Regions from separate parts of the Homo sapiens genome. Here region 1 is linked to region 2. The links are chromatin loops, found by intact Hi-C in ENCODE. Cell type or tissue: PC-3. All regions are shown on one strand. Links, peaks and the distances in the headings refer to the core of each region. The heading gives the core; the rest is flanking DNA.

Evidence for each region. Hi-C counts contacts between places; a loop is a spot of excess contacts. Peaks named below come from ENCODE experiments on the same cell type or tissue, not always from the same donor. Only the 100,000 strongest peaks of a DNase experiment are listed, where the experiment ranks them.
Region 1: a loop joins it to region 2, with 8 times the contacts of the local background. A loop is called at or near these places in 4 of 110 quality-filtered maps.

The regions. Positions count from the first base shown.
Region 1 is chr11:111,568,390-111,584,370 of GRCh38, reverse strand. No RefSeq gene overlaps it. Among named protein-coding and RNA genes, the nearest start is that of SIK2, 26 kb to the left of the region's middle. In PC-3, for the core only: CTCF peaks have their summits at 9,101 and 9,300 (motif pointing right); no DNase peak of the experiment used is centred there.
Region 2 is chr11:111,275,013-111,290,993 of GRCh38, reverse strand. It overlaps POU2AF2 (POU class 2 homeobox associating factor 2), which reads right to left. Exons shown (of 5, transcript NM_198498.3): 3 at 9,554-9,596; 4 at 6,617-6,918; 5 at 4,593-5,341. The coding sequence ends at 4,940. Among named protein-coding and RNA genes, the nearest start is that of POU2AF3, 16 kb to the left of the region's middle. In PC-3, for the core only: a CTCF peak has its summit at 7,550 (motif pointing left); a DNase peak (open chromatin) is centred at 7,563; H3K27me3 peaks cover 4,894 bases.

The sequences.
Region 1 (15,981 bases), core at 4,876-12,875, 290 kb before region 2:
TGGGAGGCTGAGGCAGTCAGATCACCTGAGGTCAGGAGTTCAAGACGAGCCTGGCCAACATGGTGAAACCCTGTCTCTACTAAAAATGGAAAAATTAGCTGGGCATGGCAGCATGTGCCTGTAATCCTAGCCACTCGGGAGGCTGAGGCAGGAGAATTGCTTGAACCCAGGAGGCGGAGGCTGCAGTGAGCCGAGATTGTGCCACTGCACTCCAGCCTTTTAAATAAATAAATATTAATAAACATTTATTATTAATAAATAATAATAAATAAATAAAAATAAAAGCTTGCAGTCTGTGGTATCCCCATTTTAAAATTACAAATTTTAATGTATATTTTGCCTTTTAATTTTAATAGATGGTTTTGAATATTTTAGAAAAGATAACTTTTTAACAATATATGAAAAACAATTTCATATTAAAATTTTTTGTATTTATATTATACTTTTGATAAAAATATAAAAATTTATACAGCTTGAATAGATGTATATTTTAATTTTAATCTTTTTTATCACTACTGTTGATAAAACACAAATTATTTGAAAATCTTGATTATTACAACTTAACTGGGCCAGGCATGGTGGCTCACATCTGTAATCCCAGCACTTTGGGAGGCTGAGTTGGGAGGATTGCTTGAGGCCAGGAATTCAAGACCAGCCTGGGTAACATAGCAAGACCCGATTTCTACAAAAAAATTTAAAAATAGCTGGGTGTAGTGGCACAAACCTGTGGTCCTAGCTACTCAGGAGGCTGAGGTGAGAGGATTGCTCGAGCCCAGGAGTTCAAGGCTACAGTGAGCTGTGATTGCACCACTGCACTCCAGCATGGGTGACAAAGTAAGACACTATCTCTTAAAAAAAAAAACCGAAACAACTAGTGATTTTGCTAAAATGAGAACAAAAAAAAAAATAGATGCTTCATAAGTAGATAGAATGCAGATTTCTTTTAAAAAGGCAAACTACTTTTAAGAGTATGAATTCTACCTCAGAGCAATAGAAATCTATTATATAAGTGATTTCTCAATCTGGGTTTCTTAAATGGGGTTATAAGAGGTATATCATGATTTGGGAGGGGAAGGGATTTCTCAAAGCCCTTGTTAAACATACTGCATGTTCTGGAATATCAATTGCCCTTTTAAACTTCTGTTTCTTTAAGAAAAACAGAGTAGGTTGTGGGACTTGAACGAATATTTAAGATAAACACAGGACTTTGGAAAAATTTTGCATTTCCCAATAATTTTGCTTTGGGTCACTTTCCCAGGGCTTTGAGTACACACCGGGGTGTGTGTGTGTGTGTGTGTGCGTGTGTGTGTGCATGTGTGTGTGTGTGTGTGTGTGTTGTGTAGCTTTCATTCTTCTCTGTCAGTACTTCAGTGGAAAAGTTTAGGAAGCACTGGAAGAAATAATAAACAACTTACTAGGACAAGAGTTCAGATTAGTATGCCTAGGAAAGAATTGAAAGAAGACAGTTCCTAATGGCCAGGCGCAGTGGCTCATACCTATTTGTAATCCCAGCACTTTGGGAGGTTGAGGTGGGCTTGATCCCAAGAGTTTGAAACCAGCCTGTGCAACATGGCAAAACCCCATCTCTACAAAAAAATGCATAAATTAGCAGGACGTGGTGATGCATGCCTGTAGTCCCAGCTACTTGGGAGACTGAGGGAGGAGGATCTTTTGAGCCCAGGAGGTTGAGGTTGAGGCTGCAGTGAGGTGTGATCACACCAGTCACTGCACTCCAGCCTGAGCAACAGAGCAAGACCCTGACTAAAAAAAAAAAAAAGAGGGTTACCTTCATTTGAAAAGGCATTACACCATGTTGCCAGCTTAATTGATTGTTTTTGTGTATGCTACTAATGAGACCAAATCAATCATTCTATCCCTGCATGGACTGGTTAATTGAGCTCTTTTTCTTTGCTAAGATGTCCCAACCTTGGCCAGCCTTGCTGGTGTGTAACTGCTTGGTCATTAGCAAGAGTGCAGGAGAGAATGTGGAAGGCACAGCACAATCTAACAGTGCTTTGGAAAAACAACCAAACAGATGTTTCCACTAACAGTGGATAAGAAGCACTTCCTTCCTACAGATCTGTGCTCAGTTCTCTGCATACAGATCTGAGTTCTCAGTTCCACCAAGGTATACTGTGAAAAAGGAGTGAGTTTCATCTCCTTTTCTGTCCCTCTTTGCTCTATTTTCTTCTGCAGCATGGGAGAGTTAATACTAGAGAGAAGAGTCAGAGTGCTGAGGCAGGAAAAAAGAAACAAATATGAGGGGTTAGTGTCCTGATGCTGGTCCTGGTTAGGGCACTAAGTAGCTATGGACCTTAGATTAAGTCTGCTGAACTTTTCTAGGCCTCCTTTTCCTCATTTGTAAAATCAGAGTTTTGGTTTAGATGATCTCTTAGGTTCCTTCTAATTCCAATATTCTGGATTATTTTGAACATTTTCCTGCAAAGTTTTCCTTTACTTTTGTAACCCCCTAATATGCAAACTTAATGACATTCAAAAATGGTTTACTGAGGTGGCTCTCAGGAAACTTCTTAGGGTCAACAAGTTCCAAGCTTCTCAAAATAGAAGGATTATACCTTCTAAATAGAAGGATTATGTCAGAGTCCTGATTTTGAATTAGAAATATTGATATAATGAATGATGTGTATTAAAAAGATAATTTCCTAGTTCTCTCCCCTGAATAGGCCTAGAAATAGAGATCAAACTGCAGGCAACAAGCACTCCTAGCTCCCAGACAGAGATCTCTATTTACTAGTTTTCTCTAAAAGTAATCAAGACATGTAGCGGATGCTGTGGTTTGCCACCCAGATTCTCCATTCAGAACTGAGGCCTGGGATGCTGGGAACAGTGGTGGCTGTTGGCTGTCCCTGAATCACTCTCTGGGCATTGTCTTAAACCAAGGTTTCTTAGTCTCAGCACTATTGACATTTTGGACTGGATAATTCTTTGTTGTTGGGGACTGTTCTGTGCATTAGAAGATGTTTAGTAGAATCCCTGGCTTCTACCCACTAGACACCAGTAGCACCCTACCCATGGCTGTGACAACCAAAAATGTCTCCAGGCATTGCCAAATGTCTCTGGGGGACAAAGTGCCTTGATTGAGAACCACTGCCCTAACATGAAGAGAGTCACCTCACCCAGGGTTATACCATTCTCCCCAGAGGCAGCCCATATCTAATGACTGGTTAATGTGGATTATAAAGGTCAGGCTCTCTTGCCTCAAAGCAGGACATCTTACAGGGCTAGACCATCTCCAGTGTTCTGTGTGGAATTGGCTGTGACTGTACTGTGGTTCCACTGCTTTCTCTGCCCAGTCCTACTTTTGCCCCTCCCCCATAGGTGTTAATTCTAAGGGCAGTCCCTTAAATGCATGTAAATATTCAACTCAGAGTCAATTTCCTGGAAGAACCCAACTTGAGACAGGTCTTCTTAGAGAAATGGCTGATTCCAGGTTTGAAGCAGAGGATATGCCAGATAAACTTGGAACATCTTGTGATACCAGAAAGCAAGGAAGCAAGCTATGAAAGATTACTAGGATCATGTCAAAAGGACAGGAGTTAATTTACATACTCTTTTCTTGGCCACAGGTGTTCAAAGATGAACATCTGTAATGATTGATGCTTAAATTCATGACATAAAGATTTTTAAAAAGTCATTGGTCACTTTGAAGAATGCAAGGAACTACCTCTTAATTTTAAAAACTGGTAAATAAAATAAGCATTTTTTCCTGTCTTTCCTATATTGCCTATATCAGATAACCAAACAACTGATGAAGGGGAAGGCTCAAGTTAATAAAAAAGAAAGGATAGAAGTAGAATATCACCATTTTGCAGTCTTCAAAGAGGTAATGACCTCTTTCAAAGAAGCAATGATCATCAGTGGCTAAGAACAGCAGAAAAAGAAACAACTGGATATCATGGACCTCCTGCTAGACACCACCACAGTGCAGTGGTCTTGTGGGGAGTGTTGGGAGCAGTTCACAAGGCTGCCCTTGCTTCTGGCATCAACTGCAAGTTTGGGGATTCTCAAAACCACACTTAGTTTTGATAATTTGCTAGAAGGACTTGAAGTCACTAAAAGTTGTTATACTAATGGGTATGGTTTATCACAGCTAAAGGATACAGATTAAAAGTAGTCCGGGAAAAGAATCACATAAGGCAAAGTCTAGAAAAGTTCCAAATATGGATGTTCCAGTTATCTTCTCCCTGTGGAGTTGTATACACCATTACTTTCCCATTATCAATGTATGACAATATGCACAAATTATTGCCAAGCAGGGAAATTCACCTGAGCCTTCCTGTCCAGAGATTTATCTGGTTGGCTACCCACATGACTTCTCCATCTCCAGCCCCTCCAGAGCTGATTGCCGAGTATGTGTGACCCAAACCTCCCGCTCTGTATCACACCATTACACTATCCAGTTTAACCAAGGCCTGCACACGAACAAAACCACTCCTATCATGAAATTCCAAGGGTTTAGAAATTACCTCCCCAAATACAGGGCAAAGGCCAGACCCCTTTTTGGACAAGATTAGAGTCTTTTCTACACATCTGCAAAACAAACAAACAAAAAAGATTGAGCCTGAATCTAATTAAGCCTTTAGATTCAACTAACAATTTACAGGAAACAGGGATAAAGAACATTTTAAGTTACACCATAGCAAATTCAGGCCAATTGACCTGGTATCTTCAACAAAAAGTTGCAAGAGGAAAAAGGGGATGGAAGAGAAACCTATAAATTAAAGTAGAATTAAAATACATATTGCTCAGTTGCAATGTATTGAACCTTATTTGGATCCTGATTTAAATAATGAAGTTGAAAATGCTCAGAATTAGGGTAATGTGAACTCTGGTTGAATATTTTATGATGTTAAGGAATTAATTTTTGCATTAGATAATTGTTATGATCATGTTTAAAGATCAAAAAAGAATCTTTATCTTTTAGAGATTCTTATTGAAATATTTACAGATGAAATGAGATAATGTTTGGGATTTGCTTCAAAATAACCTGGGGATGAGTTGGTAGTGGGTGGGGTTTTGGATGGAATGAGACTGGCCATGTGCTGTAAGAAAACAAAAAAATTGGGTTGTATGTTAGTTCACATGTTCATGCTTTCCATTTTGAAAAATGTGAAATATATATGTGCTAGAGCCTGTGGGACTCAGGAGGCCTTCACTGAGCCTTGCTTTTCTGCTAAGGTACTTGTGTGCAATAGACTGTTCTTAGTTGCTCACCTCTCCATTTTCTCTGGGCCTTTGAGGGAGCAGATGTTGATTATTTTGGTTGAAAGCTGGAACTAGTATTCATGGTGGTTGAGGCCATACAGTTGTTGCAAAGAGATACAGATGCATACACAAGATAATGGATATGTTTTGTCTATTGATTTTTCTTAAATTTTTTTTTATAGAGATGGGGCCTATGTTGCCCAGGCTGGTCTCGAACTCATGGACTCAGTCCATCTGCTCATCTTGGCCTACCCAAAGTGCTGAGATCACTGGTGTGAGCCATTGCACCTGGCCCCATTTATATTTCAAGAGCAGCATTATATTTCTACTAAGATGGTAAATTTAATGTGGATAAACATTACCTTGTAATATTCTGGTAAGATCAATATATTTTGAAGTTAAAATTTAAAGCCTCATGTTTGCCATTTAAGGATGTATATTTATTTTTGTATGTTTAACTGCATTTTGTATGTCTAAATAGTGGAATATTAAATTTATTGAGAAAAGGGAACTTTAAGTGATAAGGAGGAGAAAGCCAAGTATTTCAGAAGAACATTGAGCTTTGAGTATACGATCTCAACTTGTTAATACTAACAAGTGTATTAGTCCATTTTCACACTGTTATAAAGAAATGCCTGTGAGGCTGGGCATGGTGGCTCACACTTGTAATCCCAGCACTTTGGGAGGCCAAGGCAGGTGGATCACCTGAGCTCAGGAGTTCAAGACCAGCCTGGGCAACATGGCGAAACCCCATCTCTACAAAAAATACATAAATTAGTCCGGCATGGTAGCATGCGCCTGTAGTCCCAGCTACTCAGGAGGCTGACCAGGAGAATCACTTGAACCCGGGAGGTGGACATTGCGGTGAGCTGAGATTGCGCCACTGTACTCCAGCCTGGGTGACAGAGCGAGACCCTGTCTTGGAAAACAAAACAAAACAAAAAACAAAAACAAAAGAAAGAAAAAGAAATGGAAATGCCTGAGACTGGGTAATTTATAAAGGAAGGAGGTTTAATCGACTAACAGTTCCATGTGGTCGTGGAGGCCTCAGGAAACTCACAATCAGGGCAGAAGGGGAAGCAGGCACCTTCTTTACAAGGTGGTAGGAGGGAGAGAAGTGCTGCAAAGGGGGAACTTCCAAACACCTATAAAACCATCAGCTCTGGTGAGAACTCTCTCACTATCACGAGAACAGCATGGGGGAACCACCCCCGTGATCCAATCACCTCCCAGCAGGTCCTTCCCTCAACACAAGAGGATTACAATTTGAGATGAGATTTGGGTGGGGACATAGAGCCAAACCATATCACAAGAAATAACAAAAAGTTTTTCTGTGTGCAACTAGCAGAGATTCCAGGTATCACTAAAATATACTTATTTGAAGCCTGATAACATTTTGTCTGATTTTTAAATCATTCACTGAAATAATTTTTAAACAAACTCTACTTCTGAAAAGACTACAATTCCTAATATTGTTACACACTACTGTGTATTTTCACCATAACAAAGATTGTAACCATTTCGCATGTTTAGGCACTTATGATTTATACTCCCATCTTGTCTCCTTTGACAATTTTTTTTTTCCTCGAGATTGAGTCTCACTCTGTTGCCCAGGCTGAAGTGCAATGGCGTGATCTCAGCTCACTGCAACCTCTGCCTCCCAGGTTCAAGAGATTCTCCTGCCTCAGCCTCCTGAGTAGCTGGGATTACAGGCGCCTGCCACCACACCCAGCTAATTTTTGTATTTTTAGTAGAGACGGGGTTTCGCCATGTTGGCCAGGCTCGTCTCAAACTCCTGACCTCGTGATCTGCCCGCCTCAGCCTCCCAAAGTGTTGGGATTACAGGCGTGAGCCACCGCGCCTGGCCGACAACTTTTTAGACTGGCTTTTCTCATATTCTGAATAGTAAAACTGTTAATATATCTTTTACAACCAAACTGTCTTTGAGGTTTCTTTCTTAGACAACATCAAAGTTTATTTTCTCATTTTGTAAAAGGAGGGTTGCCGGAAGTCATTGAATATACTTGGAATTCTCTGTATTTGTGACGGCATTTGCCAAGCCCATAGTATAGGAACGGTTGGCAAACCAACTTCCCTAGGTCAATTATATACAAAAATATACAAAGCATGTTATTAATATTTGGTCAATTATATACAAAGCATGTTATTAATATTAAAATGAACATGTTTCAGCAATTGTAGTCTTTCAGGACAGATAGAGCATACTCAAGGTAATGTGTGAAGACTGGCACAATAACTGTCGGCAAGACTTAGTCAACGTTTCTGTTTTAAAATACTTGTGTCAATTGGTTACCAAAAAATACACATTGGGATAAATTAAAAAGTCCTGGAGATCTGTCAATGCCTTTGTTGTCTATAGGATGTTACTACTTTCGGAGCAATTGTTGATTAAATCCTTTAAAAATACTTGTACATTATGTCTCATTTTTCTTATTGTAGATACTATTAATTATTATAGTAAATTAACCCAAGCCATTCAGTCTTGTCGTCAACAGGTAGTTTCTTCTTTTCCTTTGCAATTATCTAAACACCCTTGATATTAATCAATAAATTAATAATGGAGTCTCTGGAAGAAACATCAAGGGGATCATAACCTCAGCAATGGCCTCAAATAGGTTCTTTTAACTATTGACACTAAATGGAACAGATTCATGGACACAGGCTTTCCAGTATAAGCTGACACTGTCACCTGAAGCCCATGGTTGGACTGTGTGACTGAGCATTTCTAGGACCTTTTATTTAGTCTAAAAGCAGATGACTTTGTGATAGTAGGGTTACTTAAACCAAGTTCAGAAAACAAGAATTAATGATGCAGGATGGAAAGAAATTAAGATGAAAATTCACTTGGGGCTAATCTATATTCTGTTTGGCAAATGAGAACAACACCCCTTTTCTTTCTTCTTGATCTATCACTAATTCTCGATTTAATAAACAAACCCTGTACGAAGTGGAACAAAACATTCTTTAAATGGTATCTCATTACAACTGATGTCTCAGAATTCAGAAAAAAAATCTATAAAATATCTTAGGGTATAGATTATAAGTGAATAAATAAGAGAAAAATCTAAGAAAACTGATTCTGAGAAAGAGTGACACACATTGATTGGCTTGTCTGTAAAACTGCATGTAACAGTGGTTATTATTGAAGTGCCATTTGTTGCTTCACTTTATTTTTTATGACCATGTCATTATTTACATAGGGTCAGTACACCTCTGTCTTGGGATATGGTTAGATAAAGAAAATTTGTCACGTTACCATGCAAGAAATGTCACATTTTAAAACAAGTCTGACTTAATGAGGCACGACAAGCTGACTTTAAGAAACAGGGACTGGGCCGGGCGCGGTGGCTCACGCATGTAATCTCAGCACTTTGAGAGGCTGAGGCAGGAGAATGGCTTGAACCCAGGAGGTAGAGGTTGCAGTGAGCCAAAATTGCACCATTGCACTCCAGCCTCAAGAGCAAAACTCCATCCCCCCTCACCCCCCCCCCCCCCAAAAATAAGACACAGGGACTGTACTTGATATGTGGAAATGATGCCCACAACATCCTCCCAGGAAACTTACCTTGTACCTGCTCTCTGGCTAGTGAAATCTCAGCCTTACAGTTAGTAACGAATGCCACTTGCTGACATAGCAGGAACATTGACAGACTTGGGGACCTCAGAGAAGGAAGGACGTCCTAGTTATGTAGTTCTTGAGGAAAAGCGTGGTCCGGGCAAACTGGATGCCTTTTTTCTCCTAGACCTAGAAAGGACAAGCTGATTGAGAACAGCAATTCAAAATCATCTGCGAAACTGATGTGATCAAAATCTGACTAGGGGCTTTGTGAAGCCTCTAGACAGAATTTAATTCTCCAATCCTTCGTATTTTAAGGCTTTAATTTTTAAAACCATACAGCAAAGAAATCTCCTAGTGTTAATCCACACCTTTTGTAGCAACTATATAAATTTAATTGGTCAAAGAGAAAAACCCATCAAGTTAATAATATGGATCAGAACATTTCTGAACAAACCCGTGTAGTCAAATTATCTACACTTCTGGCAGCCCCTGGCCAGAAGGAGGGGCTAAGGAAGCATGAATGATATCTTGCCTTGCTGCTGTCTTCACTTAGCACATTATATAGCAGTCACACACAAAACAAAAAACCCATCCCTGCCCCCGCAAAACCCCAAACACTTGACTTTCTTAAAAATACTAAAACAGGCAGAAACACCCTAACACTTTTCTCTAAATGAAGACCATGCCCTTTTTGTAATCTGCTACCCTAATGCAAACAATTTAATTCCTGATTGAATGGCGTGAACCCAGGAAGCAGAGGTTGCAGTGAGCCGAGACTGCACCACTGCACTCCAGCCTGGGCGACAGAGCGACTCTGTCTCAAAAAAAAAATAAAAAAAAAATTAATTCCTGATTTTGCAATATTAATATCAACATATAGGTGATAACCTTTGCAGATAGTGTAGTCATGTGAGGAACAGACTAACTGTACACTTGGTAACCTCTTGTGTTTTTCTCTAAAAGCCTGCTGTGTTCTTTGTTTAGATAGCCCAGTTGTTCTGAAGTATGATCTGCCTTACAGAATAGTGAAAGTAAAAATTATTTTCTTAATAGTTTTGTGTCTGAGTTCTCCTTTCACAATTGATAGTTGTCAAAGCTGGGTGAACGGTACTTCAGATCCTTTTAATCTTCTCTATAATTTTGTATATGTTCTTAAATTTCCACAATAAAAAATTAAAATTGTATATCAGGGCTATGCTATGTATCAAAGAGATATTGTCAGTGCTTTCCTATAAAGACACAAGACTTAGTCTAATTTTAACTAGTTTCCAAACTTAAAGGCTGTATTGAGGCTGTATTCAGTTTTAAAGCACGTGCAGCTAGTAGACATGACGAACCATCCCAAAGATAGTACTGCAGTTGGCAGCCTAGGAGCAAGGAAAGGTATCTTGTGTGGTTGTGTAGCTGGTGTTTTCTGACCTCACTAGTGAGGTTAGAGTCCTCAATGTTAAGCAGCAATGAAGGGAGCCAGAGTTTCCATGTTATTTGCTGCATTCAGCGTGCATGTCAAAAATAGATCCAAAAGCTATGGCAACTGAAAAATATTTGTTTTAATCAGTGTTTGGGAAACAAATGCTGGTATTTGGCTTCAGGGTTGGCTTCTTCAGCACTGATATTGGCAGATCCAATTCACAATAAAGTCCTACAGCACTTCTGTTTTTTTTTAAAATCCCATATGGACTTAATCTGTAAAACCTCCTGGCACATTTGCACGTTTTGGTTTCCTGGGAGGTTCCCGTGGATTTGTTTAACTCTGGTATCATGATTCTTTACTGTATGTTCCCTTGAAGTATAGGAAGAAAGAACACACTTGTTACATTTTTGTCATTTATATATTTAACAAATATTTATTGATCTCCTGTTGTGTGCAAGGCACTATTCTAGGCATTCTGGAAAGATACAAAAATGAATCAGGCAAATATGGTGATTTCAATTTACTTTCAACCCAATAAGGAAGACAAATTGTGGGCCAGGCATTGAATTAGGTGCTGGGGGTGCAGAGGTGAACAAAGTTCCTGACTTCATGTTGCTCCTTGAAATTAAGACAGATAAATACAGGGGTTAGAGAAGGGCTAATGGAGAAAATAACCCTGAAGCCAAGCTGTAAAAGACAAATTAGAGTTCAGACAAAGCAGAATGGGGCAGAAGGTATACTGTAAGAAAGGGAGCAGCAGATACACATAGGGGTCCTGGGATGGAAAATAGCCTGTATCCAGTTTATTTGAAGATCCAGTTTCTTTGCAGAGTCTTAGAATGGACTGGACTTTGGAGATAGAGTTATAGGAACCAAACTCATAATAGTGGGGTTTTTTTTTTGTTTGGTTTTGTTTTTGAGATGGGAGTTTTGCTCTTGTGGCCCAGGCTGGAGTGTAGCAGTGCAATCTCAGCTCACTACAACCTCCGCCTCCCTGGTTCAAGTGATTCTTCTGCCTCAGCCTCCCAAGTAGCTGGGATTGGAGGCACCCACCACCAAGCCCAGCTAATTTTTGTATTTTAGTAGAGACAGGTTTCACCATGTTGGCCAGGCTGGTCTCTAACTCCTGACCTCAGGTGATCCACCCGCCTTGGCCTCCAAAAGTGCTGGGATTACAGACGTGAGTCACTGCGCCTGGGCTCATAGTGGTGTCTATAATGAAATAAGTATCATGCAGACCAAAGCACCTATGTCCTATTTCCTTTTGTATTGTTAGATCTATGCAAGAAGCTTATTTATGTTTATAACATTGCCTTTGCAATCTTGCATCAGAATTGGGGGCTAGTTGCATGATTCAGAGGTTCCTGGTCTGTGATTGCTGATGCATGCATCTCTGCAATACACAGGGCGCTACCATTGGGAATAGATTGGCTAAAATTTGAGGGCCTTGTCCCTTAAGTAGTGTTGGAGGTACACATTGATTGCCATATTTTTTGTTTTTTTGTGACTCCCTACACTTGAATGTCTCCTTATAACTTTCAGGATTGTATCAGTTAGGGTCTTGTCAGAAAACGGAATTCATTTCGGATGGTTCAGAGGAAGAGAAGAGACTTTAATGAAAGTACCACTTGCAGATATATGGATAGGGTTAAGGAAGCAAACTATGGATGAGTTTGTTAGCAGCAGTAGGAAGCTGTTACCACCCTAGAAGGGGACAAGAAGAAAAAGTAGAGTTACTGGATTATAGTGAGAGCTAGAGAAAGGGCCAACTGGTGGAGACTGAACTGCAGAGGGTGCAACTACTGCTATTGATATGAAAGGAAAGCAGAAGCAATACCATAACCTTTCTTTCACTCCTCCTGCCCACAGCGGACCTGCTGGAGCCTCTCTTGCCCAAATCGTACAGGAAACCATCTGGCAAGGGAGCTGGGTGGTGCAGTCTGCAGGGGTCATCCTGCTAGGGCACAGAGCAGGTCAGAGTAGGATAGAAAATGGATGTGGGCAGGGATTTGGTGAGAGACGGTAAATAACGAATAATCAGCCTGGGCTGAAGTCCAAATTCCTCAGCAAGGCTTATGAATCATTTACTATCAAGCTCCTTGTAGCCCCTTCCGTCTTGTTCCCCCTCACCCTTTGCCACTCACCCACCCAACACTCCCAGCTCAATCATGCTGAACTGTTTGAAATTCTGCTTAGGTGCCACATTCTCACTTTGGGCATCCCCTCCTCCAGGAAGTATCTGCATCCTGGGCTCGCCCATATCCCTATCACAGCCCTATCATCATGTAAGTCATTGATGTTAATCTGGGTTTTTACTATATAACTGCCATGAGGGTAGAAGCTGTATCTTATTCACCATTGCACATACCCACTGTCAAGCACAGTAACTGTCATTTAGCAGGTGCTCAGTACGTATTTGTTGATTCACTGAATAGACACATGAATACCATTTACTCTGCAGCAACTACAGACCTAAGCCAGGCTTCACCTGCGGGTCATGCTCAGATGTCTTGGAGACACTTTTTCAGTTGCAAGTCATTGTCCATGTACAAATGGATTTCCATGGTTAAATTCTCATATGGCCCCTTTATTTCTAGGTCCTAGGGTATTTTCTGCTGTTGTTTCATACCCTTCCTATAAACAAAACATACTGAGAACCACGAGAAAGGCAGGAACAGGCCAAGATCTAAAGGACTTTGGAAGAGGAAAGAGGCTTTAAGGAGGATGTGGCACTTAATTGAGTCTTCACAGATGGGTAGGATGTGTCACATAAAGAAGTGAGGAAAGGACACTCCAGGCTGAAGAAAGAGGACAAGCGGAGACAGCAATGGGAAAATGCATGCTGAGTTTCTGGGAGAGCGAGTCTTGACTGGCATTACAGGAGTGGTAGTAAGGTTAGGTAGTTGGACCAGATCATCGAGGCCACTGGATGCTGGATTAAGGAGTTTGAACTGAATTCTGTAGACAGCAAGGAGTCACTGATGGTTTTAGATCAGCAGGAAGATGCTGGGACATCTGTCCATTTAGGAGATGCATTATAACCTTATAAATGGCCACCTTGTACCTATTACTAAAGTGATTGCCTATAAATCCAAGGGGCAGATGGGGCTGGCTTCATGTCTCATGCTCTCTCCTTCGCCTGGTTTCTCTGCTCATTCCCTTGGCAGCACATAATGGATGACACATCTTTGTATCCAGGAGCAGATTCTTAAAATTTATGAGGTGATAAGGATTTGTTGTTTTCGTGGGCATCTATCAACATAGGAAACATTCACCATTACGTTTAGTAGAAAAGCAGGAAATTATGAAGTTAGCTTGGCTTGGGGGGTGCGGGGGGACGGGGGCGGGACACAGAGAAAGGACAGATTGGTAGAAAAAAAGAGCTGATCCCAAGATGCTGAGAACTTATTGGTTGTTCAATGGCTCACTGACCCTGAAAAAGCCATTTGGAGCAAGCTCCTTTCTAGAAATAAAGAGGTGGGAAAACGTAATCTCTTCCAAAAGGGAGGCCAGTTTCTTTCTGGAAAACAAAACAGAACAGAACAGTCTTTCAAAAACATGGGCTGGCTAGTTGTTTTCTAGAGCAGAGCAACTTCATAGAATGTAAATATTTATGTTGGATCTCTCTGTATGGGACTTCATGAAATAAACAATATTTGATAGAAAGTGACTCAATCTTTGCATTTTCCTTTATGTCTGATTATTTTGTAGACACTTTTAAGAAGCACTGATTTCTGTGAAGAGATTCTAGACTGAGTATTTCTAGTAGTAAAATAAGGAAAAGAAATCGAAAGGCAGTTAGGAGGGTGGAAAATTAATGCTGGTGGCACTTGCCAGGAAAGGTTTTTGTCTCAATTTAATGCAATTATTGATTGCCAGTTAAGTGCAAGCCACTGCCCTAAGAGCTGGGGGTCACAACAATGAATAGGAGGTGGTTCCTGCATTTGGGTGGCCCAGAGGAAAGAAGTGAATTCTAAGGTGCGTTCGACTGTGAAGGATCCCATGGTAAAGTGTATGCTGCAGGCTGTGGGAGAAAACAAGAGTGGGCAAGTTTTGTCCAGGGGCTTGGGGAACCTTCCATGGGCTGCTGGGACTTTCAAAAAGCTCTTGGCCGGGCAAAGTGGAGGAGGTAGGACATCAGGTTCCTCCTTGTGCGTGCTAGTTGCCTCTGTCATGTCCCCTTGTGAGAGCAAGTAACGCACAGTGACATTTATTTCCAGCTCTGCTTCCCCAGTTGAATTGTAAATAGCTTGAGGGGAGGGCCTTATATATCTTTGTGTCCACAGTGTTGGAAACACAGAAGGTACTTAAGACATGTATGTCAGTGAAAAAATGGGAGGGCTTATGTGAAAAAAACGCAAGTAATTTCCACATGTGCTTTTATAAATAGAAAAAATAATACAAATTAAAAAAAATTACATCCCCGTTTGCCTCCACCGTGGGATACACAGCTTGGCTATTTGTGGAATGATTTGTGGAATGTGCAACAAAACCAAAAGGTCTCTTTGCCCTGCCCCTTACTGGTTGGGTGGTCTTTCTATCTCACTCATACAAATCACATCTACCTGAGCAATATTGTTATGAGGATTAACAAAGATGACGTTTGAAAGTACTTGGCACAGAGTGGGTGTTCAGTGAACTAATATTTCTTCTTGTTTATCATATCCCAGGCCCTGGGAGACAGTAGAAGTTGGATACATGTATGATAAACTAGTTCCAGTAGTATTCTCTCCAAGCCACTTTATTGTTTTCTGTGAGGAGAAACTCAGTGGAATTTCTTTCTTTCTTTTTTTTTTTTTGAGACCGAGTCTTGCTCTGTCACCCAGGCTGGAGTGCAATGGTGTCATCTTGGCTCATTGCAACCTCCACTTCCCAGGTTCAAGCGATTCCCCTGCCTCAGCCTCCTGAGTAGCTGGGACTACAGGTGTGTGCCACCACACCGGGCTAATTTTTATATTTTTAGTAGAGACGGGGCTTCACCATGTTAGCCAGGATGGTCTCGATCTCCTGACCTCGTGATCTGCCCGCCTTGGCCTCCCAAAGTGCTGGGATTACAGGCGTGAGCCACCACGCCCAGCCCGAAACTCAGTGGAATTTCTAAGCCTTTCTCCTTCACACCCCAACAGAAGAACTTCCCTCAGCAGGAGAAAGATCTGCGATTCTTTCCCCCTTCCCATTCTTTTTATTTTAAAAAATTTCTAATGGAAACTTTCACACATACATAAAAATGTATGTTGAGAGAAAATAATATAATGAACCACCATGTGCCTCTCACTTATTTAAAAAACAAGATCAGTTTGCTGATCTTGTTTCATTCATTTCTCTCTACCTTTTTTCTTGCTATAAGTAATTGCACTTTTTTGCCATTGAAAGTAATGGCAGGCTGGGCCCGGTGGCCCATGCCTGAAAACCCAGCACTTTGGGAGGCCAAGGCGGGCAGATCACCTGAGGTTAGGAGTTCAAGACCAGCCTGGCCAACATGGTGAAACTCTGTCTCTAATAAACATACAAAAAAAATTAGCCAGGCATGGTGCCATGCGCCTGTAATCCCAGCTACTTGGGAGGCTGAGGCAGGAGAATCGCTTGAACCCGGGAGGTGGAGGTTGCAGTGAGCCCAGATTGCACCACTGCACTGCAGCCTGGGCAACAGGGTGAGACTCCATTTCAAAAAAAGAGAAAGTAATGGCAGAGACCACAATTACTTTTGCACCAACCTAATAGCATATTTTAAAACAGGCCCAAGAAAGTGGGTCATTTTTTT
Region 2 (15,981 bases), core at 3,817-11,816:
GTACGTATGTATATATGTATGTATGTATGTCAATGTATGTTTTACTATTGGCATTAGTAATTATTTTCCCTTTATGCAATTTCTTTTAGAGTGCTTCTGTCTTCTCCTCCTACCCAATAGTACCATGAAATTGTATTATTAACTGAGCTATAGCAAGTCATAATGATCATTTGAAATCATTTATTAAATAAATGAGGTAAAGATGTAGTTTTCTTCTCTCCTTTTTTTGGGGTTTGTGTAATATTGTAAGAGGAATGCAAATGCCTTCAACTACATACTGCATGTGTTTCATGGCATGATTGTCTATATTGCAGCTTTTGCATGGGCAAATTGTGCTCAATTTCTTTTTGGCATTATCATCTAGTCAGCTTTCTTTAGTGGCTTGAACTTGACATACCATCTCTGATTACTTTAAGTCTTAAATATATCCTGTGTCCTTACAAGACCTGAAAGAGATGGAGTGTTGAAACAGAGCTCTTTAATTTTCTCTGACTTTCTCAGGAAAGTTGTAAGTCAGTGAATAGCAGGTTTAAGGAAGGTGAGGGAGAGAAGAATGCACCTATTTTTGTATGTTGGCGTGGTACATTGTTATGAAAAGGTGCGATTAGTCCCCACGTGTTGTAGAAAATTGGCTGGGCGCGGTGGCTCACGCCTGTAATCCCAGCACTTTGGGAGACCAACATAGGTGGGTCACTTGAGGCCAGGAGTTCCAGACCAGCCTGGCCAACATGGTGAAACCCCATCTCTACTAAAAATACAAAAATTAGCTGGGTGTGGTGGTGCATGCCTATAATCCCAGCTATTCAGGTGGCTGAAGAAGGAGAATTGCTCGGACCTGGGAGGCGGAGGTTGCAGTGAGCCGAGATTGTGTCACTGCCCTCCACCCTCCTCCAGCCTGGGTGACTGTCTCAAAAAAAAAAAAAAAGAAAGGAAAGAAAACAGAGAGGAATTGAAAGAAAAATGGGGTTGGATAAGGAAATAGAATTAATTTTCCTGTCATAATTTTGTAGTTTGATTTCACCTTTTAACAAAGTATTCCCTGAACAATAAAACAGAATCAAATTAAAATATATGTAAAACAGAGACACATTGTCAAACTAAACAGAATTCTTTTTGTTTTTTGAGACAGAGTTTCGCTCTGTCGCTAGGCTGGAGTGCAGTGGCGCGATCTCGGTCACTGCAACCTCCGCCTCCCAGGTTCAAGCAATTCTCCTGCCTCAGCCTCCCAAGTAGCTGGGACTACAGGCGCCTGCCACCATGCCCAGCTAATTTTTTGTATTTTTTAGTAGAGACGGGGTTTCACCATGTTAGCCAGGATGGTCTCGATCTCCTGACCTTGTGATCCACCCTCCTCGGCCTCCCAAAGTGCTGGGATTACAAGCGTGAGCCACTGCGCCCAGCCCAAACTAAACAGAATTCTTGAAGATCACTTATTATTTGGAATTATTAGCACCAGCCCTACTCCCCAAACCCCTTTTAGACTAGATAACTGAAGTGGACACTAGCAGGCATATGTGGGCCTGAGTGTGTCTCTTTTTTATAAGTTAATTTAGTCAAATGCTATGAAAGGGATAGGATGCTTTAAGAAGAATGTAAACATTGTCGTGCTCCCTGTATTTACCTCTGTTCCAAGGTCTGGTTGTTGAGCTCTCTTTGTCTGAGAGCCAGTGCATCTTCAAGTTGTTAGGAGATGAAGGAACACGTGAACATGCATAATATTCAGTGTCACCTCTCAAAAGAAGACATTTATGCAGCCAACAGACACATGAAAAAATGCTCATCATCACTGGCCATCAGAGAAATGCAAATCAAAACCACAATGGGATACCATCTCACACCAGTTAGAATGGCAATCATTAAAAAGTCAGGAAACAACAGGTGCTGGAGAGGATGTGGAGAAATGGGAACACTTTTACACTATTGGTGGAACTGTAAACTGGTTCAACCATTGTGGAAGACAGTGTGGCGATTCCTCAAGGATCTAGAACTAGAAATACCATTTGACCCAGCCATCCCATTACTGGGTATACACCCAAAGGATTATAAATCATGCTGCTATAAAGACACATGCACAAGTATGTTTATTGTGGCACTACTCACAATAGCAAAGACTTGGAACAAACCCAAATGTCCAACAATGATAGACTGGATTAAGAAAATGTGGCACATATACACCATGGAATACTATGCAGCCATACAAAAGGATGAGTTCATGTCCTTTGTAGGGACATGGATGAAGCTGGAAACCATCATTCTCAGCAAACTATTGCAAAGACAAAAAACCAAACACCGCATGTTCTCACTCATAGGTGGGAATTGAACAATGGGAACACTTGGACACAGGAAGGGGGACATAACACACCGGGGCCTGTCATGGGGTGGGGCGGGGAGGGATAGCATTAGGAGATATACCTAATGTAAATGATGAGTTAATGGGTACAGCACACCAACATGGCACATGTATACATATGTAACAAACCTGCACGTTGTGCACATGTACCCTAGAACTTAAAGTATAATAATAATTAAAAAAACAAAAAACAAACAAACAAAAATTCAGAGTCATAATCACATGAAAGTTAAAGTTATGTGGACACATATTCATGATTTACACAGCCACTACTGTGTTACTGATACCCAGTAAAATGGTAAGCAGTAGAGGACAAATCATTTTAAACTTTACAACACCAATCTAGGAAAATGACCCTGAGACCCTTGTGAAGACCTCTATATCTGCAGAGAGGGCCAGATCTCTTCTTTCTGATGCACAGGCCTGCTCTTCAGGTATGAGTAACTGCTGAATGACAGATGGTTCTACCAGCCATATTGGGAACCAAGACTGAGGTTGCAAGTCATGCTGGATTTAGGAAAGAACAGCTCCTTTCTTGCACTGTGAATGTTGCCACTTTTCACTGAAGAGCAAGCACTAAGCAAAGCAAAGTTCAGGCTGCCCAAAGGAGCTGGTGGAGGGGGAGGAAGTGGGGCAGGGGGCCTGGCAGTGCTGCCCAGGAGCAGAGAGCCCCACGCGTTCACTCTTGATCTACTCCCTGAAGAATGCTCTGCCTGGAGGGAGCCGAAAGGATGAGGTGAACGAAAGCTCACTACCCAAGCATTTCTGGTGGCACTCCATAAACTAGAAGTGAGTTTGCTTAACCAGAAAATACCTTGAAGGCCTGGAAAAAAAAGGAATATCAATTATTTGCTTGTAAGTGTGAATTAATCCCCTTGTTGGAATTTCTGGGCTTCTACCTTGCTGAGGTAGAGTATGGGACAGTCACAGAGGATGTGATGGAGATTGTGTTGAGGGTCTTTGGGCAACTAGAGGGAAAATGAAGGCCTTGGCCTCCAGAAGATGGAGAGAAATGGCATTGGATCAGGAGGGACCAGAGGGTGGAAAAGATGTGAGAATGAAGTGCAGAAAGACAGGTGGTAGGAAGCTAAGAAGAAGGGTGCAGGTACAACCCGGGGGCCTCCACTCATGCATCTGCAAAGTCTCAGTGTATACCAGGCATGTATGATGAGCTTGGCCGCAGATAGGCATGCTGGAATTATGCTGGGAACCCAATTAGCAAAGGAACCCACACCAATCCAATGTGGACAGATTCATGCTTCAGATGTCAATATCTTCATTGACACATAGTAAGAGCTGCACTTTTCCGACTAGTAAGCCACCAAATAGGAGGTGCTGTTTGTCAAGCCATCGGCTCACACATGGCAATATGTCCTTCTCCAAAGTCCTTTTGCTTCTTGGTGTTTTGTGGTCTGTTTCTTGCCAACAGCTTAGTCCTATTTTCTGTATTTTCTTTAAAGGGTATGAATTTGGTTGGGTGTGGTGGCTCACGCCTGTAATCCTAACACTTTGGAAGGCCATGGTGGATGGATAGATTGAGGTCAATAATTCAAGACCAGCCTGGGCAAATAGTAAGACATTGTCTCTACAAAAACTTTAAAAAAAAAGTAAAAAATAAAAACACTAGCTGGGCATGGTGGCATACACCTGGGTCCCAGCTACTTGGGAGGCAGAAGTAGGAGGATTCCTTGAGCCCAGGAGATTGAGGCTGCAGTGAGCCATGATTACACCACTATACTCCAGCCTGGGTGATAGAGTGAGACCCTGTCTCAAAAAAAAAAAAAATTTCCATTTGATTACAGAATGCCTATTTTACTCATTCATGCTGATAACTGTAGGTTTATTCCATCAGAGAGACAATGTCTGGTTTAATTAAGGCCATCACTGATCAAAGAAAATTTTTGGACTTTTTTGGATTGAACTAATTTGGGGACATTCTGGGCTTTAGGATAGAGTCAAAAAATAACTTTGTTATGTACAAAGCCATAGTTTCCTGATCTCATCCTATTTTATGGACAATAACATATTTATAGATTGTACCTTTTTTTTAACTGGGGTTTTACAAGTCACTATAATAAGCCATAAATATATGTATATGAAACACTTCACTCTTTCAAGTCACATGCTATAAAATGAGTTTTATGTGGTCATATCTATATTATATCCTATCCAGTGTCTTTTACTGCAGAATACACATAGTTTAAAACTAAGAAACATCTGACAGGAAAATCAGTATCTTTTATGATCTGCATAAACTTTTTAATGTAATTTAAGAAAAATCAGTGCCAAAAATGATACTTCAAAGATAACAGAAGATTCAGAACGTAATGGGTTACAACAGTTCCAAAAAGACCACATTGTAAGGTTATCTTACTAGAATACGGTCTCTGACACATTTAATTAACATTCTGTTTTATTTCAGTGGGGTTACAGTGGAGAGGATTACAAATAAATGCCCTCGTCCACTAACAAAGAGCAGCATTGAGGCTTATTCTGAAAATCCAGTCCTGAATGGGCTGACACACCTAAAACAATCTTTGGAATACACCTCAAGTTAAAGAAAAACCCAGAAGTCATTTGGCCCTCCCCTCAATAAGCTCTGCGGCATTCATATGACCCCCAGGCAATACTCCCATCTTCTTTCACCCAAGGGGAAGGGTCATGGAGGGAACCGGTGTCTGCTTCCTCATCTGGGGAGAGTGGCCCCACCTTGGGCGGTAGGTCATTTGACACCGTCATGAAAGGGGTGAAGGGGTAAGGAGGCGGGGTAGGGTACCCCGGAGTGTGGTGCAGATCTTCCAGAGCATGCAGCGAGTATGACTGAGCCCCAGCCAGGGATGACCCCCAGCTTGAGCCCCTGTGCTGGGCGATGCTCCCGGACTCAAGCTGGGAGAGGCAACTCGTGCTGGGTGGCAAGGTCAGCAGGGCATCGGCAGACACAGGGTCAGGCTGGCTGAGACCGTCAGGCAACGTCTGCTCCCATGAGTCCCTCTGAGGAGAATGGAAAGGCCACGGAGGTTATTCACTAGGTGACACTCTGATGATACATTGTGTGCTGCCAGACTGTGGCTTCAGGGCAGCCTTCGTCCCCTCTCTCTGCTGCCTGAAGCCTGGCTCTCAGGCTGCTCTTCTCTCCGGCTTTTGACACCAGCAGTGAAAGTTTTCCTCCCTTCCTACTCTAGAATTAGATTTGCTATAGATATTGAGATTCCTTTTCCCAGAAGACAACATTAAATGAGTGAAATGTGAGACTAATAAAATGCACATGTATGCAACATTTTACTGTGTGCAATGCACTCTGTCTTGGATTCTTTTTGAGTCTCCCATTAGTCTGGGTCCTAGAATGCCATTTACACAGTGGGGAAGGTCAGCGCTTGGCCCACTCCTCGGAGTAGGCCTTCAACTCCATGGTGAATTTTTGAGGGGACTGAGAAGCCCACTCTGTCCTCATTAAAGCAGGAGGAAAGAGGTAGGAATCCCGTAAGTTTGGAGCTAGAAAGATTTGGATTCATTCGTGGCTCCTCCTGACTCTGAGCCCGACATTGCTCATCTGTAAAATGGGACTTTCATAAATATATCCTGAGTTGTTGCAAGTATTGAATGAACACATCACATTTCCTGGCATAGAGTATACTTAATAATGTGAATTCTCATCCTCTCCCTTTTGTCTAAACTCCTGTCTTTAGAGCTTCATTACTTTGTGGTAGAAACCTTTACTATTCTCTATGAGCATTAGCAATCTTCAGATCTTTATGAACTCACCTGTTTGGAAGGATTGAGAGAGAACAAGGATTTTTAGGCTAAAAATGTGGGGAAGGGGAGGCAGGGGACTTGGAAAGAAAGAGGAGCCCTATGTACCCTCCTTGGGAGATTATGATCCATCTCATTACTGCCTAGCATGTCTGAGATGCAGCTTCAGTGTTCCTTCCTTAGGGGCTGCAGGAATGATGACGACTGGCACTAACAGGGTGGGGGAACATCAGGCAATATCAGTAGAGCATTAACAAAATGGATATAAATCCTGCTGCACATTCCTCCCGGTTCCAAGCCCTGCGTAGACGCTCCTGGCTGTCATGGCTAACAGGGATCCTTGAACAAGGCTCCCTCGGAGGGTGTCCTGGCATCTCTAGGCAGCTGCAAAGCAGCCTCTGGAGTCTACAGGGTGAGCCAGACCTGGCTTCAACCCGGATGCCAAGCACAGCGGCTGGCCAGAGGGCGAGCCTCGCCCCTCTTTTACTCCCTCACACGAGGTCTCTGCATACTCACAAATAGGAAGTGAGCTGGGTCTCCGGGGAAGGGCGGTGGCAGGAGCGGCGGTAGGGGCGAGGCGCTGAACAGAGAGCCCGCGTTGGGCGTCAGCGCCGGAGGCCGGTAGTCTCCGTAGGGCTCCTGGGGGAAGTAGGGCTCCAGGAGAGCCGCATGGCTCTGCCCTGCGGAGGACTCACAGGGAAACGGCTTCCCCACGCTGGAGGTGTAGACGTCATTTGAAAACTGTTTACTGTTGTGGAAGTCTGAGTCAGATAAGAAAGATCTTCTGACACCGTAGTAACCTGACGTGACCGGCGAACCTGTTGCCAAATGAAAAACACATGGGCAGAAAATTCCTCCCAGGGCGGTCAAGGCCTCGGTTGCAGCTGAGTCTCTGCCTGGGAAACGATGTTACTAACGCGTGCCTGACTCCAACGCTAACATGGAAATAGAGAAATGTCTTGAAAAGCGTGAAATATTCCTGCATTAGCCCAAATAACTAACGTTTGAAAACATTGTCGCCTTTAGGGGTGAGTTCATTTTAGACAGTACCGTGTCTGTTCATTCATTCACATTTACTGAGTACCTTCCCGGTGACCGGCGCTGTGCTAGGAAGACATAAATGAAATAATCTCTTGGCATTCATATTTTAACCAAGGAAGCATCTTTTTCACAACATCGGAGCTACCTCTCCATATACATAGAACTGTTAACAAGAGGTGCTCCTGGCCTGTTATCTGAGATCGCTATGTCTGGATAAGGTAACACATATAACCCCACCTCAAAGAGGCAGGCTGTACTCTGCCTTCTAATTCTTCACACATTGACCTTACACTGGGTCGCACGCCTGGCAGACATCAATAAATGACTTTCTTTAGGATTAGATGGCCACACAGAAGCCAATTTTAGAGGCCTGTAGTTTTAGGGTTTTGATGAGTTTTATGTTATTTGCTGCCCTCTTGTGGCCTCATGGACTCCTTCACTCAACTCACCAGGGCCCAGCACGTTTAGGAAGACAGTGCCGGCTACATAAAGTTTCCCTTGGTGGTGCAGGCTCGGTGGCTCACACCTGTAATCCCAGCACTTTGGGAGGCCCAGGCTGGCGGATCACGAGGTCAAGAGATTGAGACCATCCTGGCCAACATGGTGAAAACCCATCTCTACTAAAAACAATACAAAAATCAGCTGGGCCACCATGCCTGTAATCACAGCTGCTGTAGTCCCAGTTACTCAGGAGGCTGAGGCAGGAGAATTACTTGAACCCGGGAGGTGGAGGTTGCAGTGAGCTGAGATCTCGCCCAGAGCAAGAGTCCGTCTCAAAAAAAAAAAAAAAAAAAGTAAAAAGTTTTCCTTGGTGGAGAGAGGGAGGGACAGAAACTGATAAGAGCTTCATTTAAGGTAAGCCCAGCAGTGAAATGGTTTCCAAGGAAAAAGGTGTGTTTGCTCAACACTTTCTGACCCCGTAGCTCAGTTGTAGCAGAAAACACTGATCATTCAGAACATGTTTGAGGGCATAGACTTGAGGTCTATAAAACTGATGGTTTAATTGTTCCAGCTGGCCTTGGGTGTGATCTAATGCTAACACCAACACCCTTAGGTCATAGGTCACAAAAAGGCTGAACTGGGGAGAAGATATAAGTGCCTGTCTTCCTTACCTTACCCCAACCACAGCAGCAGACCACTTCTGAGCTTCTGATTCTATAGACACAGAATTCCAGCCCGTTCCACAGGATGTGGCACTTTATATTATGCTCATTCCTCTTTCACCTGAGTCACAATGATCTTTCCAGTCAACCTGCGAGCCCAAGGGGGCAGATCTCATGCCTTATACATTTTCTTTAAACCTAGTAGTATAACATTGTGTTCAAGAATGGCATGTGAATTTATTCATCCAGAAGAAGAAATCAAAATTCCCCATCAAAACCTGTGGCACGACTCCACTCACTTCACTTTCATCTTACATTCTATAACTTCTAACCTGCTCATGCATTTGAAAGCTGAAGTTAGGGTTTTCATTATAAGCATACTTCCTTGGGAAAAAATCTGTGCAGCTGAACCTTAATATAAATAAATAAGGTTCTGTTTCATACAATGAAATTATATTTATGAGAGCGGTTAAGGTTGAGAATATGAAAACAAGGTTTCCAGGCTCTCATCTATACTCCCAATTTCCAAATCAAAACAACCACGAAGAAAAAAGCCTCTGCTCTCTTAGCATGGATTTTCTCTGTACAAAGAGAAAGGATAATTTCTAGATAAAGAGAAGCTATGGAAATTTTTCTTTTTTTTTTCTGTAGAAGGCAGGAGATGCCACCAAATTTCAATGGCACTATATATGATTGGGAAACAACATACAGACATTTAAATATTCGGGATCCTCGATTGCTCTTATTCCTTTCCCTTATCCAGCTCTGAAGGTGATAAAACTATTAGGGAATGTGCCGCGTCTGAGTTGAACTAAATGAGATTGTCTTTGCCTGTGTGGTGTGTGTTTATACAAGAATGTCCAACAGTATTATTAGGAATTCCCCTTTTACATCCCCACAGGAGTATTTAATGAGACATAGGCATTGAAATGAATTCAAAATACTGAACCAAATGCCTGACTCCCTCTGCTCGCAGACGGCTTTCCCCTTTCTGTTTGAAAGCAGATGCCTCATCTATCAGATCATGGTGTCAGAACTTTAGACAATTTAAAACTGTATCAAGGGCATAATTTATATTGCCTTTGCCCCAAAAGCTTGGGATAAAAGGGCTGCTTTCAAGACAAAATGAATTTTAAATTCAGAAATTACTGCATGAGTTCTGTCCTTCGCTGATTTTGTATTTTAGACAAAACTATTTTAAAGGAGCAGAGTTTTGGAAGTGTTGTAAGGTCGTTATGAAAGAATGGAAGCCCAGATGCTTGATTTAAATTCAAAAGGGAATAATTGCTTATTGAATTAAAGTACTCACCTGGCATCTGCACAAATGGAGACTGAGAGGAACTGACGCTGCCCTGGAAGGTAAACAGAATTCAAGTGTTTTCTTTAGTTGTAAGTTTGAATTTAATAAAAATTAGGAATACACCTTATAAGCTTGGTTTTATGATATTCAGAAGTATTATCTGGGGAGTTGGGTTGACCCTCAGGTCAACTGAGAATAAGAATTCAAGTACCATAGAACAAAGTTTTACAAGGGACAAAGAGCAACCACACTTTTACATTTTGATAAACATGCCAGAAAGCACTGGCTGGATGAAATGTAGTAATTTATCCTTCATCTTCTACTGTTCCAGTTAACATTCCCTCATCCAATATATATTAAGTGACTATATATACGCATATCCAGTAGCCTCCCCTTACCCACGAGGGATATGTTCCAAGACTCCCCAGTGGGTTCCTAAAACTGAGGATAGCACCACACCTGATTGCCATCATGTCCTCCACCCACAAACTCAATGCCTTTTCCATCTTAGCTAAGAATTTATCATGCATTGTGGCCACAGTTTTGCAGTTCGAGGTGCAACAGCAAAACTCGCATGAATTTCTTTCGCCTTCTTCACAATTTCACAGACAAAAGATTTGTTCTTACCATACCAATGTCTGACCTCAGCATACATTTTTTTTCTTTCCTTATTAAGTTGAGAACGTTTACTTTTTCATTTAAAGGAAGCACATTCCGGCTTCTCTTTGGCATATCTAAATTGCCAGTGTCACTACTCTTGTGCTTTCGGGCCATTGTGAAATACAATAAGGGTGACTTGAACACAAGCACTGCCATACAGAGACAGGTGATCCAATCACTGAGTCGGCTACTGAGACACTAACGGGCAGGTGGTGTAGACAGTGTGGATTGGCTGGACAAAGGTAAGATTCAAGTCCTGGGCAGCACAGAGTGGGACTGAATGAAATTTCATCACACCACTGAGAAAGGCATGCCATTTAAGATCTAGAAATTGTTTATTTCTGGAATTTCGCATTTAGTATGTTCAGACTGCAGTTAACCATGAGTAGCTGAAACCTCAGAAAGGGAAACCATGGCTAAGGGGCGCCTACTGTATGTGTGTATGTGCATACATGCACTTAGTGTTTGGCTTCAGCACTGAAGGGCCACTTCAATGTTTACTGTCTGAATCCATGTGGAGGAAGAAGCTCCACCAACTGTAGGGACCTTGACTGTGATGTGCCCTCAGTGCCTAGAACAGGGTGTAGTTCATAATAGACGTAAGAAAAATATGTGGAATGAAGACACAATCTTCAAAGAACCCACAGGCTAGAGAGCAGGGAGAGGTTGGGGAATGTGGTGGGTTGCATTATGTGCCCCCTCCAAAAGATATATATATATATATATATATATTTTTTTTTTTTTTTTTTGAGATGGAGTCTCACTCTCTCACCCAGGCTATAGTGCAATGGCACGATCTCGGCTCACTGCAACTTCCACCTCCCGGATTCAAGTGATTCTCCTGCCTCAGTCTCCTGAGTAGCTGGGATTACAGGCACGCACCACCACACCTGGCTACTTTTTGCATTTTTAGTAGAGATGGGTTTCACTGTGTTGGCCAGGCTGGTCTCGAACTCCTGACCTCAGGTGATCTACCTGTTTCGGCCTCCCAAATTGCTGGAATTTCAGGCATAAGCCACCCAAAGTTATATTGATACCTTAATCCCTGATACCTGTGAATGTGACGGTATTTGCTAATAGGGCTGTTAAAGATGTAACTACTTAAATTAAGATGAGGTCATATTAAATTAGGGTGGGTCCTAAATCTCATGTGACTGATGTCCTAATAGGAAGAGGAGAGGGACGCACAAAGACACAGATGCAGATGGGACAAGGTCATGTGAAGACAAAGGCAGCAGTTTGAGTGATACAACCTCAAGCCAAGGAACATCGAGGATCACCAGTGACAACTGCCAGCTAGGAAGAGGCAAGGAAGGATTCTCCCCAGAGGCTCCAGAGGGAGCATGGCCCTGCTGACACCTTGATTTTGGACTTCTAGCCTCTAGAGCTATCTATGAGATGATACATTTCTGTTGCTGTAAGTCATCCCATTTGTGGTAACTTGTTACTGCAGCCCTAAGACACCAATACAGGGGTGATTGATGACAAAACAGAATATTCGGTGTAGTATGAGAAGTGGCAGGGTCAGGGAAAGATGGGGTGATGCGGGCACCTAAACTGGTGTCAAGAATGGGGTGGGAGACACATCTTGCAGGATGCAGTGCCTAAGCTGACCTCTGAAGGAAGAGTATCTAGGCGTGTAGAGTCTTAAAATACGCAAATCATGGCTCCGAGATGTCCTGGAGCAAAGTAAGTGGAGAGGGTGTAGCTTCTGTGGAAGTTAAGAATCCTCAACATCCAGTTCATTGAATCCGAGCTCTTTTGCAGTGACTTTAATGATTCTATAGACTCTCAAGAGTTGGAAGAAATTTTATAGAGTCTCATTCAATGATTACATTCTCTCCATATTACTAACACCAGGTGCATCTAATATCCAGGCACACAGAACTTAGCACCCTCTGAGGAAACCCATTTCTTCTTTAGGAACTTTTACCAATTACAAAGTTGGCTGGAAAGAATAACTTTCTAGTTCTAATCCCTTTGGTCTTTATAGAATAAGTTTAACACTTCTTGCATACACAGCCCTTCAAATATCTGAAGACAAGCCTATGAAAAATACCATAGACTGCATGGCTTAAATAACAAAAATTTATTTCTCACAGTTCAGGAGACTGGAAGTCTGAGATCTAGGTGTGGTTTTTAGTGCGGGCCCTCTTTCTGGTTTGCAGAAAGCTGGCTTCTCACTGTGTGTTCACATGGCTGAGAGAGAGAGAGAGAGAGAGAGAGAGAGAGACAGAGAGAGAGATCATCTCTCTGGTGTCTCTTCTTATAAGGACACTAATCCCATTAGAGGGATTCACCTGCAAGATCTAATTACCTCCCAAAGGCCCCTTCTCCAAATGCCATCACACAGGGGATTAGCACCTCAACATTTGAATTTTAGGGGAATGCAAACGTGCAATTGCAATCTGTAATATCAACCTCGAGTTCGAACTTCTCCAGGCAAAATATCTTCCAACAACTCAGAAGCAGCATGGTAATTAAGAGTAAAGCCTCTGGAACCAGAGTGACTACATTTGAATCCCAGCTCTACCTCTTATTAGCTGTGGGATCTTGGGCACATGAAGATTAAATGAGATTATTACATCGAGCACTTAGAATAGTGTCTGCCACATGGTAAACAGCATATGTGCCTTAGCTATTATTACTATTATGCATTTGTTGGTTCCTTCAAATCTGTGGTATATTTCTCCAAACCTTTTGATTTATGGGTTTTCCTGTTTAATATTTTAACACTTTTAAGTGGCAGAAGGGAACTCTCGGGCATGTAATGGTCAGAAGTAGGTCCCTTAATATTTCTATGAGAAGGAAAGGGGCAGTGATTAAATCACAGATGCACTTGTATTTGGGCACATATTCCCATGTAGCAGGCGCCCATGTTATCCAGTGTTACCCTCCCATTTTCAGCTCTGTGGTGTGGCTGGGTCTTTCCTTGAAGATCTGTGCCAACACATATGTCTTCTGGCTTCAGCCTCAGCCTCCTTCCAGGTTAAGTAGGATGTGCCAGGGGGTGGTAGCTGTCCTGGGTGCCGCCCAGGGAGATGTCCCATTGTTCTTCTCCCACCTTCTCTTCCTGCCTGCTTCCCTTAAACTGCTCTGGCCAAGGCTGGGGCCAGGATCAAGGCCCCTGTGAGACACAGCACACATGCCCAATCCGATGAGCATCAGCATCAGCACCCTATTTGCCCTCAGCATGTTAGCCATTTATTTATCAGCTGGAGTGGCTCTGCCTCCTGCCTCTGCCCCAGGCAGGGAGAGAGCCCAGTCTATGTCATTGTGGCTGACACAGCCCCTTCACCTTTTGACATATCTGCTCTAAAAGTTTTTCTGTCTTTCTCCTCTACTGCCAGCAATCTCCAGCATCTTCTACGATGCCTCCTCCATCTTCTGCCCAGGCCTAATTATTACTGTGGAACTGACAGTACCGACTCCTCCCCAGCCCAATTTTTATACCAGAAGACTCTACAAAGATTTCACAATTAAAGGTCTAGTGGATTTTATTTATTACTTGATGAAGCTTTTTGTACTCTTGTCTCCTATGTGATTTTGTTCTCTACCTGCTGTGGAAATTGTACTCTCTGTTTTCATTCTTTATGATTACCCTTACAATTTTACCATGTATATTTAACAAAACCTACAAACAATATCTTAAACCTGCAATTGACAGATAAGAACTGTCCCTCTTCTAATTTATGGGTGTGCTATTCTCTTTTCTTTTAGCTTGTTTTTTGTTATTAAGCTGTCACAAATTAGACATCAATATCATCATTTAATTCAGTAATTCTGTATTAGATTTACTAATTTGAATTAAGGTTCAAATGTCTACCATTTGCTTTGCTTATTCCTTTCCCAGACTTTCTTTCTAGGTTCATTTCCTTCTTCTGAAGTAATTTTTTGGAAAATTCCTTAAGTGTCAGTGGTGTTGACAGTAAACTCTTTCAATTTCTATTTATCTGAAAATATTATTTGTTTTGACTTTGTATTTGAAAGATAATACCGCTGGATTCACCATTTTAACTTTGTAGTTTTTTTTTTTTTTCTTAGCACTTTGAAGATGTCATTCCACTGTCTTTTAGCTTCCACAATTGCTGTTGAGGCGTCTGCTATTGGTCTTTTATACCATTATCTTTTTTTTTCTTTTTTTTTTTGTGATGGAATCTCACACTGTCACCCAGGCTGGAGTGCATTGGCACAATCTCAGCTCACGGCAACCTCCGCCTCCTGGGTTCAAGCGATTCTCCTCTCTCAGCCTCCCAAGTAGTTGGGACTACAGGCATGTGCCACCATGTCCAGCTAATTTTTGTACATATATATATATATATATATATATATATATTTTTTTTTTTTTTTCTTTTTAGTAGAGATGGGGTTTCACCATGTTGGCCAGGATGGTCTCAATCTCTTGACCTTGTGATCCACCTGCCTTGGCCTCCCAAAGTGCTGGGATTACAGGTAGGAGCCACCGCGCCCGGCCAGTATCTGCTATTGGTCTTTCAGTTATTCTTTGTGACAATCTTTTCCTTATTTCTGACTGTTTCCAATATACTCCCTTGGTCTTTGAGGTTCTTCAAGTTCACCTCATTTTATCTAGAGGCAGATTTCTTTTTATTTATCTTGCTTGATAGAATGGGCTTCATGAATCTAGGGATTCATGTCGTTCATAAATTCTGAAAAAATGTCAGCCATCATCTCTTCAAATATTGTCTTGTCTTTATTATGACTGTTCTCTCCTCCTGGGACTCTGTTTAGATACATGTTAGAACTTTTACTATTATCCTCAAAATCCCTTAACCTCTCTATTTTCTCTGTGTCTGTGATTCTTTCTTCTATATTTTGGTAGAGATTGGCATAGATTTCTTCAGATGTGTTTTCAGTTCACTAATTCTTTATTCAACTGTAGTTAATTTGTTATTTAACTCACACATTGAATTTTTATATTCATGATTTTATATTTTTTTATTTCTATAAATTCCATTTGATTTTTAGAATCTATTTGGTAAATTTTGACAGCCTCTTGTTGAGTGCTCATTATGTATTAAGTGTTATGTATTTTGTGTTCAGTAATTCTAATATATGAAAGTTCTGGGAATTTAAATTTATTGTCTATTGTTCATGTGGACTCACTCATAGTGGTTTGTTTTCTTACGCATGGGTGATCTTTGATTGAAACTCACATCTTGTTGGCCTAATCTGTGAAGATCTGGGGTCCTGAATTGAGGCTGCTTTCCTCTAGAAGATTTATGTTTCTATCTATGGGGAGCCAGATGCCTTCCAGGTTCCCCACATTAATCCTGGAGTCCAAGGTTCAGCCTCCCAACCCTGGCAACAGGTCAAGAACCAGTCTTCACATGTAAAGCCAATTGGACACCTGTCCTCAGGAAACCTGTCTTTTTGGAATGATCACCTTCTCATCATTTGGTGCTTTGCTTTCTGCTCAAACCCTTTTTCAATCTCCCATGCCAACTTCTGCCCCTACCCCCAGCTTTGGAGATTTCCCTTACTTTCTGCTAGCTCAACAACTCACTAAAATTTGTATTATGTAAGATCCAGTTTTGTTGTGGGAGAGTTCTTCTCAATCCCCTAATACCAGAGTTGAATCTGTAAATATTGAGCCTAGACGTAGATACCTTCCTGGTTTTAACACAGCACAAAGCTTTTATTTTTCCATGACTCCCAACATTTTCCAGCAGACATTTAAATTATAACAGAAGTAATTCATAAGCACTTACTTATAGTAATTTCATAAACACACTGTTGGCCATTGCTATGGTCAACTG